Regions from separate parts of the Homo sapiens genome. Here region 1 is linked to region 2. The links are chromatin contacts, found by Hi-C or POLR2A ChIA-PET in ENCODE. All regions are on one chromosome and are shown on one strand. Each heading gives the region's core, a stretch centred on a gene start or an enhancer-like site at or near the end of the contact. The rest is flanking DNA. Distances are from core to core; before and after follow the strand shown.

Region 1 (5,029 bases), core at 1,158-3,657, 390 kb before region 2:
TGGCAGGGGGCACCCACTCTGCCCAGGGCTTCGGCCCCACACCCACTGCCCCCACCCGCTGTAGGGCCCTCTTAGGGGTGAAGCCGTCAGCCCCACCCAAGCACCCTGTCTCTCACCTGATGAGAAGGTCCCGCAGGTAGGCAAACTCACAGTGTGTGGTGTTTTCAACTAGGAGAGGAGACAGGAGGGGCTTTAATGTCCCAGTGGAGAAACTCTGCCCGGACCCCACCTCTCTCCCCCTGCCCAGAAATGCTGGTGCCAAAAGCAGAGTCTGAGGGCAGCCCCATGGGCAGGAGGGCAGGGGAACCACCTGCTCTGCAGCTGAGTATAGGACACCTGGCACTGCCCTCAGTCTGGGGGATACTGGAGTGACCAGCACCAGCTCCTGCTCCTGGACAGCTCAGCTCCTGCTCTCCAGAAAGTTCCTGGCTAATGGGAGATGGCACAGTGACCAGGCCAAATAGGAGCATGGAAGGAAGCCACAGTGGAGAAGCCAGGGCAGTGGGCCCCCGCACCACTGGGGTGACCAGGGAGAGCAGGACGTCCCAGCAGGGGCCTGAAGACAGGCAGGGGGCTGGGCTGCTGGGAATGGGATGAAGCAGGAATCGGAGCTGGGATTTTAAAGAAAACCTGTGGCCCACAGGGTGTTACCCCCACGGCCCCATCCACCTTGTGTGCGCTCAGAGCACACACACACAGGGACACACACAGGGGCTACGTACTGTGGACGACCATTCACAAGCTCAAGAATCAGCAATGCTAAACATTGCTCAGGGACATGTGCACTTCACACAATACATACAAGCCCAAGCTCGGGACAGTGGCCACTTCTCAGGGAGACTGGGCAGGAGACCACGGGCACCCACAAGTGCCCTCGGGCTCGAGCTGGTGGCCATCTCAGAGTGGTCATTTTATTGCTGTGCTTCGTAACTCCTATATGAACACGCGGTGCCTGGCATGTGTAACTGTTATATAACAGAAGGCCTTTTAACAAGGAGGGCAGTGAACGGCATCACTGGAGGTGGGGAGCCGGGCAGGGAAGGCAAATAAAGACACCCGGTGCCCTCCCATGTGATGAACTTCGTCTTCACACACCTGCAAGTGTCTCTTGTGATTCCTTTGTTATCCCCATTATCTTACGAAAATGGGGCGTAGACGCTGGGCACCACGGCTCACGTCTGCAATCCCAGCACTTTGGGAGGCTGAGGTGGGTGGATCACGAGGTCAGGAGTTCGAGACCAGCCTGGCCAACATGATGAAATCTCGTCTCTGTTAAAAATACAAAAATTAGCCAGGCCTGGTACCAGGCGCCTGTAATCCCAGCTACTCAGGAGGCTGAGGCAGGAGAATCACTGGAACCCAGGAGGTGGAGGTTGTGGTGAGCCAAGATCACGCCACGGCACTCCAGCCTGGGCAAAAGAGTGAAACTTCGTCTCAAAAAAAAAAAAAAAGAAAAAGAAAAAGAAAAGAAAAGAAAATGAGGCATAGAGAACGCAAGAACTGTGTCTGTCTCAGCTCCACAGTGCATAAGGCTGGAGCGGGATGCAGAACCCATACACCTGGCTCCAGGCTGCCCCATCGCAGAGCCACATGGCTTTTCCCCAAGTTAAAAATGTCTAGTTTTTACTTGGTAGGCCAGCAGGCAGGGCCGGGGCCTCCACCTTGCCCAGCCCTCAAGTGCTCTCAGTGCTATGCCGGTTGCCTTTGCCTAGGCCCTCCTGCCACGGCCCTGTGTAGGGCGGTGTCCACACTAGAACCTCCTGCAGACTGACCAGCAGCACTCTCATCTAACACTGACGGGCAGCGAGAGCCGGCAGGAAGAATGGGGCTCTCAGGCTGGAGTTGGAGTGTGTGATCGCCACTCCCTGGCTCGGGCAAGTTACTCTCATTCCCTCAGTTTCCTCATCCATAAAATGTGGATAATAACGTCACCCGCCTCTCAGGGACATGAGGATTAAATGAGTTCATGGCGTGATCAATTACACCCCACATTTCTATTGACAATACTTGGGGTGGTTTCTAAGGATGGGAAAGATACCTCAAGATGCTGTTCACCAAGTGGGAGGCAAGAACAAGGCACAGCCCTTACTAGTCCGGGTGTCAGGTCAGCTATGAACTCATGGGGCCCCTGATATAAAAACCCAGCAGTGCTGAAGGCACATTTCCAGGGTCCTCATATAAGACTGCTGGAAAGTGGGCCCCACCACCTCACAACTGTCCTGACAGGTTCCAGACTCTTCCTCAGCTGGAGCCAGTGGTGCTCAACAACGCACAGGTCAGAGAGGTGCGGGGACCTCTCTCTTGTGCATTTCCTGACAGTTTCTGTCACCGGCCACCTGCGGTACTCAAGGTTGGCCACCAGGGTGCAGCAGAGGCACGCCCATAGCAAAGCCGCCGGCCCGTCCCAGGCCCATCCATCCCTAACTCTCCCAAACCTGCCTTTCATAAAAAGTTTCCTAAACAGCAAGAACTCTTTGGGCAGAGAGGAAGAGAGGAACTGCAGGCAGAGGGGCCAAGGGGAGGCAAGCCAGCCTGACACCACAGGCGGATACTGGAAAACACCCAGGCTGCACCCAGCTGGGCAGCTCCCGCAGGGTGGGCCCGGCAGGGGTGGTGGTAGGGGAGGAGTGCAGACAGGGGAAAGGCCCGTGTGCCTCTCCACACCCTCCTCCAGGCATGAACTCCCATCTCGAGGGAGTCTGGTGCAGGGCTGGAGCTGTAGATTCTAGAGCCGCCTCCCGTTCTGGGTCCCTTGGCAGGTTTTCTGCTCACAGCACCTCTTCAACTCTGCAAGGAGGGTGGGTGCGGGGAGCTTCGGACATGAAACGAGATAACCCATGTCTAGCCAGTGGCACAGGAGTGTCTGATGCCTCCTGGTAATTGTCATTATGACCATTTTTTTAGAGCAACAGCTTCCCAAAAAGCTCTGTGGTCTTTGGGACAGTCTCTCAACTCACTAAAATCTTGGCACACTGCACCCACTTTGTGGATGATGAAAACTGAGGCCCTGGAAGATTAAGAGACTTGTGCTTCCTGCTCTACTGGGCCTTTCAGCCAAGTGCTCTCCCAGAACAAAGTGGCTTTTCCTGCTGCATTTCCCTCTGCACCTTCCCCTCTTCCATTCTAATGAGAAATGAAGGGACAGAGAGAGGAAGGGGAAGGAAACGTTCGGGCCCATCCCTCCCGGGGTGTCACCGCCAGGAGTGGGTTGAACTGTGGCCCCCCAGGGGCTCCCATCCATTCAAAGACATGGTCAAGGTCCAGGCCTTGGAACCCATGATTGTGACCTTACTTGGAAAACGTCTTTCTTTATAGATTCATTAAGGATCTCCAAATGGGATCATCCACTTAGGGTAGGCCCTAAGTCCAAAGACAGGCATCCTTGTCCAAAGACAAGAAGGAAAGAGGGCAGGCTCGGTGGCTCATTCCTGTAATCCCAGCACTTTGGGAGGCCAAGCAAGGTGGGCAGATCACCTGAGGTCAGGAGTTTAAGACCAGCCTGGCCAACATGGCGAAATCCTGTCTCTACTAAAAATACAAAAATTAAGTCAGGTGGGTGGTACGTGACTGTAATCCCAGATACTCGGGAGGCTGAGGCAGGAGAATTACTTGAACCCAGGAGGCAGAGGTTGCAGTGAGCTGAGATTGCAACACTGCACTCCAGCCTGGGTGACAGAACGAGACTCCGTCTCAAACAAAAAAAAAAAAAAAAAAAAAGGAAGAGGAGGGACGGGACAGAGACACAGGGAAGAAGGCCCTGTGACAATGGGGCAGAGATTAGAGCATGTGATGCCTTTACAATACAACTAGGAATGCCAGGCGCCACCAGAAGGAGGAAGGCATGGATGAGGCTGGTCCTCAGGGCCTCAGAAGGAAACAGCCCCTGATTTCGGACCTCTGGCCTCTGGAACTGTGAAAATACGTTTGTGTTGTTTTAAGTCCCCTCGTTTGTGCTAATTGGTTACAACAGCCACTCAAGAGACTAAGGTGTGAGGGTCCCAGGAACTTCAGCAGGGTAAGGGGCCGAGGGTCCATCTGGCTCACAGAGCTACAGCCCACCCCTTTTCTAGGCCCAGAGAGGTTGGGCGATTTGTCCAGGGCCACACAGGTGCCTATGAAAGAGCCTGCACCAGGATCCAGAACTTGGCGGCCCCCATCCCAGCTCCTGTCTCCCTGAATCTTTCCCTGCCCGGGGGGAGGTCTGGGGTGGAGGCATCTGCACAGGCCACTTGCCCTCTCACTTTCCCAAGGGTTGAATGGGGACAAGGAGACCCCTCCCTCTGGGTGGGGCAAGGCAGTGGATGAGGTTCCACGAGTCCCTGGCTCAGGCGTGGCCCACAGGCTCTGGGTCAGCAGAAGAGACTGTCTTCCCATCTGTCTGGAGCCCCGGCGCCTGCGGCGAGTACCTTCGATGGTACCCCACTTGGTCTTCCTCCCAAGGATCCTCTTGCCGTTGACCTGGTACTCGTGGTCACTGCCCACCACAGCAAATGGGATCATCTCCTGGGGAACGGGCAGACGGTATTGGTTACACATGTGCGGGAAGGCAATTCCCTCCCCTGGGCCCCCGGGAGGAGCTGCCCTGAGCCTGGGGTCCCCCAAAAACGAGAGCCTCAGCCTGACAGCACTGGGTACAGACACCTGGGCTCAGTGCCCTCTGGCCCCAAGAATATAATTTCATGGCTTAAGGTCCTCCAAACCCCCAACCCACCCTTCAGCAGGAACTGGGGGTCCCCTGGGAACAACATCCTAGTGGATCCACTCACCCGGAACTTCTCGTTCACCAGCCGGTCCTCCGAGTCCTCATCAAATTCCTTCTGGGGGTACACGTCGATGCCGTTGGACAGCAGGTCTGCGGTGATCTGGGATAAGGAGGGAGAGAGATGGGCCCATCCCTGTGGCAAGCTCTACCCACCCACTGGTGTTTGCCACATGACCTCCACACTGTGTGCTGCCCCAGGCTCGGGTTCAAGGGCAGGCTCTGGGGGGCTGTGACACCAATCACCTCCAACTCCTGTGCCTCCTGGAG
Region 2 (4,667 bases), core at 2,118-4,617:
AGGTGAGAATCTGAGGTTCTGTGGGCCAAGGTGGCACTGACTTCTTATAGACAGGGAAGGTGACCTTCCTTTTTGGAAGCAAAAGAACTTTAAAATATTACTGGCAATACCAATACTCTGTTCTCAAGATAGAATTCGTTTCACATATTGTAAAAATCCTAGTAAAAAGCATTATTTTTCTTTTCTTTCTTTTTTTTGTTTTTCGAGACAAGGTCTTGCTCTAATGTCTGGGCTGGAGTGAAGTGGTACGATCTTGGCTCAGTGCAGCCTCAACCTCTTGGGCTCAAGTGATCCTCCTACCTCAGCCTCCGAAGTAGCTAGGACTACAGGCACATGTCACTATGCCTGATTAATTTTTTTGTAGAGAAAGAGTCTTGCTTTGCTGCCTAGGCTGGTCTCGAACTCCTGGTCTTAAGTGATCCTTCCACCTCGGCCTCCCAAAGTGCTAGAAGTACAGGCATGACCCATTATGCCTAAGTACTCTTTTTTTTTTTTGAGTCTCGCTCTGTCGCCCAGGCTGGAATGCAGTGGCGCGATCTTGGCTCACTGCAAGCTCCACCTCCCAGGTTCACACCATTCTCCTGCCTCAGCCTCCCAAGTAGCTGGGACTACAGGTGCCCACCATATTTTTTTGTATTTTTAGTAGAGATGGGGTTTCACCGTGTTAGCCAGGATGGTCTCGATCTCCTGACCTCGTGATCCACCCACCTCGGCCTCCCAAAGTGCTGGGATTACAGGTGTGAGCCACCACGCCTGGCCGCCTAAATACTTTTCAATTCATCTTTGTAACTGTTAACTGTTCAGGAACAGTATGCACTTCTCAGGGCTGTCCTGAGAGGTGGATTAATGAACATTGCAAAGACGTCAATATAGACTATAAATGAGATTTCATTCTTCTCATTTCAAAAGCAGTATGTGTATTCCTGGGAAAACTTCTGAAAATATAGATAAGAGAAAAGGATTAAGGGAAATCCTACCACTTAGAAATTATAATTCTTAACTTTTTATTATATACCTGTGATTGGCAACATAATAGCCCCCCTGCATTAGTCTGTTCTCACACTGCTATGAAGAGAGACCCGAGACTGGCTAATTTATAAGTAAAGAGGTTTAATGGACTCACAGTCCTGCATGGCTAGGAAAGTCTCAGGAAACTTACAATCATGGTGGAAGGCAAAGGGGAAGAAAGGCACTTTCTTCACAGGGCAGTAGGAAGGAGAAGTGCTGAGCAAAGCGGGGAAAGGGCCCTTATAAAACCATCAGATCTCCTGAGAACTCACTCACTAACACGAGAACAGCCTGGCAGTAACTGCTCCCATGATTCAGTTACCTCCCACCGGGTTCCTCCCAGGACACTTGGGAATTATGGAAACTATAATTCAAGATGAGATTTGGGTGGGGGACACGGACAAACTGTATCATTCTGCCCCTGGCCCCTCCCAAATCTCATGTCCTCACATTTCAAAACACAATCATGCCTTTCTAACTGTCTCCCAAAGTCTTAGCTTATTCCAGCATTAACCCAAAAGTCCAAGTCCAAAGTCTCATCTGAGACAAGGCAAGTCCCTTCCTCCTATGAGCCTGTAAAATTGAAAGCAACTTAATTACTTCCTACATACAATGGGGGTTCAGGCATTGGGTAAATATACCCACTCTACACGGAAGAAATTGGGTAAAACAAAGGGGCTACAGGCCCCATGCAAGTCCAAAATCTAATAGGGCAGTCATTAAACCTTAAAGTTCCAAATGATCCCCTTTGACTCCATGTCTCACATCCAGGTCACACTGATGCAAGAGGTGGGCTCCCATGGCCTTGGGCAGCTCCATCCCTGTGGCTTTTTGGGGTTCAGCCCCCCTCCCGGCTGCCGGCTGCTTGCACTGGCTGGCCTTGAGTGTCTGTGGCTTTTGCCCCACTGCACTCCAACCTGGGCGACAAAGCGAGACTCTGTCTCAAAAAAAAAAAAAACACTTCAAAAGAACTTTGGTCTCCACAATCTTTTATCTTAACCTCAACATTCCCTTTCTATCAATCCCACGTCTTTAGACAAACTCAGCCAAAAAATTGTCAACCAAAAAATCTTTAAATTCACGTATAGCCCGGAATCCCACCCCCGGCTTTGAGTTGTCCCGCCTTTCTGGACCACACACATGTATTTTTTTTTTTTTTTTTTCTTTTTGAGACAGAGTCTCGCTCTGTCACCCAGTGCAATGGCACAACCTCGGCTCACTCCAACCTCTGCCTCCTGGGTTCAAGCGATCCTTCTGCCTCAGCTTCCCGAGTAGCTGGGATTACGGGTGCCTGCCACCATACCCGGCTAATTTTTGTATTTTTGCAGAGATGAGGTTTCACCATGTTGGCAAGGCTGGTCTCAAATTCTTGACCTCAAGTGATCCTCCTGCCTCGGCCTCCCAAAGTGCTGGGATTACAGGAGTGAGCCACTGTGCCCAGCCCCAATGTATTTCTTTTTTTTTTTTTTTTTTTTTTGAGACAGAGTCTCACTCTGTCGCCCAAGCTGGAGTGCAGTGGCACAATCTTGGCTCACTGCAAACTCCCGGGTTCACACCATTCTCCTGCCTCAGCCTCCCGAGTAGCTGGGACTACAGGTGCCTGCCAACACGCCCAGTTAATTTTTTGTATTTTTTTTTAGTAGAGATGGGGTTTCACCCTGTTAGCCAGGATGGTCTCAATCTCCTGACCTCATGATCCACCCACCTCAGCCTCCCAAAGTGCTGGGATTATAGGCATGAGCCACCGCGCCCAGCCAGCCCCAATGTATTTCTTAAATGTATTTGATTGATGTCTCATACCTCTCTAAAATGTTTAAACCAAGCTGCGTCCTGACCACCATGGGCAAATGTTCTCAGGACCTCCTGAGGGCTGTGTCTCTGGCCATGGTCACTCATATTTGGCTCAGAATAAATCTCTTCAAATATTTTATACACTTCGACTCTTTTCATCAACAATCATCACCCAGGGCAAAGTTATTCCCAGAGCCACTTCCATAACTGATGGCTGCAAGATCCAGGCTCTCTAAAGGGAGGCTGAGGACAGTGACCCTAGGAAACAATCATTTTTCTTTTTGTCCAACAATGCAAGCCACTTCCTCTCTCTGCAACCAAGAATGCGTTTCCTTTCCGGAGCTCAGTCAACCAGTGTAATTACTCGAGCAGAAAAGTCACCTTTCAGAGCTTGGTGTTCTGAGACAGGAAGGCTTCTTATGTATTCCTTGGAAGACAAAGAATGTTCCTCAATGAAAACCGGGTAAACAACTCCATGCCTCTATTCTGGGTAACATGACAAAAGTTAAAAGGAAGCAGTTGGCCTGAAGTCAGTTCCAACTATTGTGTTGCTTGCACAGAAAGTACGGAATTAAAAAGCATGGGGGAGTCCAGTGGATTCCAAGAAAATGTTTGCGAGCCTACAAATTATGATGAATTATGATGCTATTTTCAAAAAAAGAGGCATATTAGGATATCAGCATTTTACGCATTTAGTTAATGTAACAGCTAACAGTCTGCTAAACTGTGGTGAGGCTGGGGACTCTAGTGGCTGGAAATGAGTAGATGCTAAGTACTGGTAGACTGTTTTGTTCCTTTTAGAACATATGGAACGGCATATCCTTCCAAGGCTGAGCATTAAACAATAAAAGCTACAGAAAGCAAAGAGAAAATATACCTTTGAACAGTTAGTTTCAGTTCGTTCTCTTTCAGAGTGTTAAACAAAAATCATAGGAGGCCCTTGTTTTGGACTAAACTCCTGCACTAGGCCCCAAAAGACCAGACAAAAATCAAAATGGAGTCACCCGTGCTCAGCAAACCAACACTGAGTTGTTATCTGACTTCCCAAGAAATCAGGCGAGAGAAATAGCAGCCTAATTTCCCAAGGAGGCCAGTTTCAGTCTCAAGTCAGCATGCTAATGAAGTTCCCTCTGTTTTAACCCTTACAACAAACAGTAACTTGGTGGGCTCTGTGACCCACGCCTATGATCCCAGCACTTTGGGAGGCCCAGGCAGGAGGATCACGTGAGGCTGGGAGTTTGAGACCAGCCTGGGCAACATAGCAAGATATCATCTCTATAAGAAAAAAGAGATGTAACTGTGACTGGTTATCTTTTTCTTGTTGTCTTTGTATTGTCCTGTATCTCTTCCTGCCTTACAAAGAATTTAACTTTGAAATGACCAATATGCTTTTTGTTCTGTTTCTGCTTTCTTCAGCCCTTAGTCTATAAAGCCAAACCCCAGGCTGGGTGCGGTGGCTCACGCCTGTAATCCCAGCACTTTGGGAGGCCAAGGCAGGATGATCACCTGAGGTCAGAAGTTTGAGTCCAGCCTGACCAACATGGTGAAACCCCATCTCTACTAAAAATACAAAAATTAGCTGGTGTGGTGGCTGGCACCTGTAATCCCAGCTACTTGGGAGGCTGAGCCAGAAGACTCGCTTGAAACCGGGAGGCAGAGGTTGCAGTGAGCTGAGATCAAGCCACTGCAGTTCAGCCTGGGTGACAGAACCAAACTCTGTCTCAAAAAAAAAAAAAGAAACAGATGACATATACATTCTTTTTTTTTTTTTTTTTTGGAGACAGAGATGAATGTATATATACATGTCAGCTGTTTCTTTTTTTTTGAGACAGAGCCTGGCTCTGTCGGCCACACTGGAATGCAGTGGC

Evidence for each region. A loop is a pair of places that touch in the nucleus more often than their neighbours do. ChIA-PET counts read pairs that join two places held with the same protein, here RNA polymerase II (POLR2A). Pooled maps may share reads with other maps.
Region 1: a loop to region 2 is called in a pooled map, with 3 times the contacts of the local background. The contact joins two enhancer-like sites. A Hi-C loop is called at or near these places in 10 of 168 maps with a recorded cell type or tissue (CD8-positive, alpha-beta T cell, cardiac septum, dorsolateral prefrontal cortex and 6 more) and 10 of 50 pooled maps. POLR2A ChIA-PET finds 5 or more read pairs at or near these places in 1 of 52 experiments (H1).

The regions. Positions count from the first base shown.
Region 1 is chr17:77,492,454-77,497,482 of GRCh38, reverse strand. SEPTIN9 (septin 9) reads right to left here. Exons shown (of 12, transcript NM_001113491.2): 9 at 4,767-4,862; 10 at 4,407-4,503; 11 at 117-168. Among named protein-coding and RNA genes, the nearest start is that of MIR4316, 98 kb to the right of the region's middle. RefSeq lists enhancers at 1-506, 507-1,056. Within about 2 kb of position 2,407, at least 9 of the 41 ENCODE cell types and tissues checked have a DNase peak (open chromatin) inside an H3K27ac peak, as active enhancers do.
Region 2 is chr17:77,108,696-77,113,362 of GRCh38, reverse strand. It overlaps a transcript of SEC14L1 not described here. Among named protein-coding and RNA genes, the nearest start is that of MIR6516, 22 kb to the right of the region's middle. Within about 2 kb of position 3,367, at least 9 of the 41 ENCODE cell types and tissues checked have a DNase peak (open chromatin) inside an H3K27ac peak, as active enhancers do.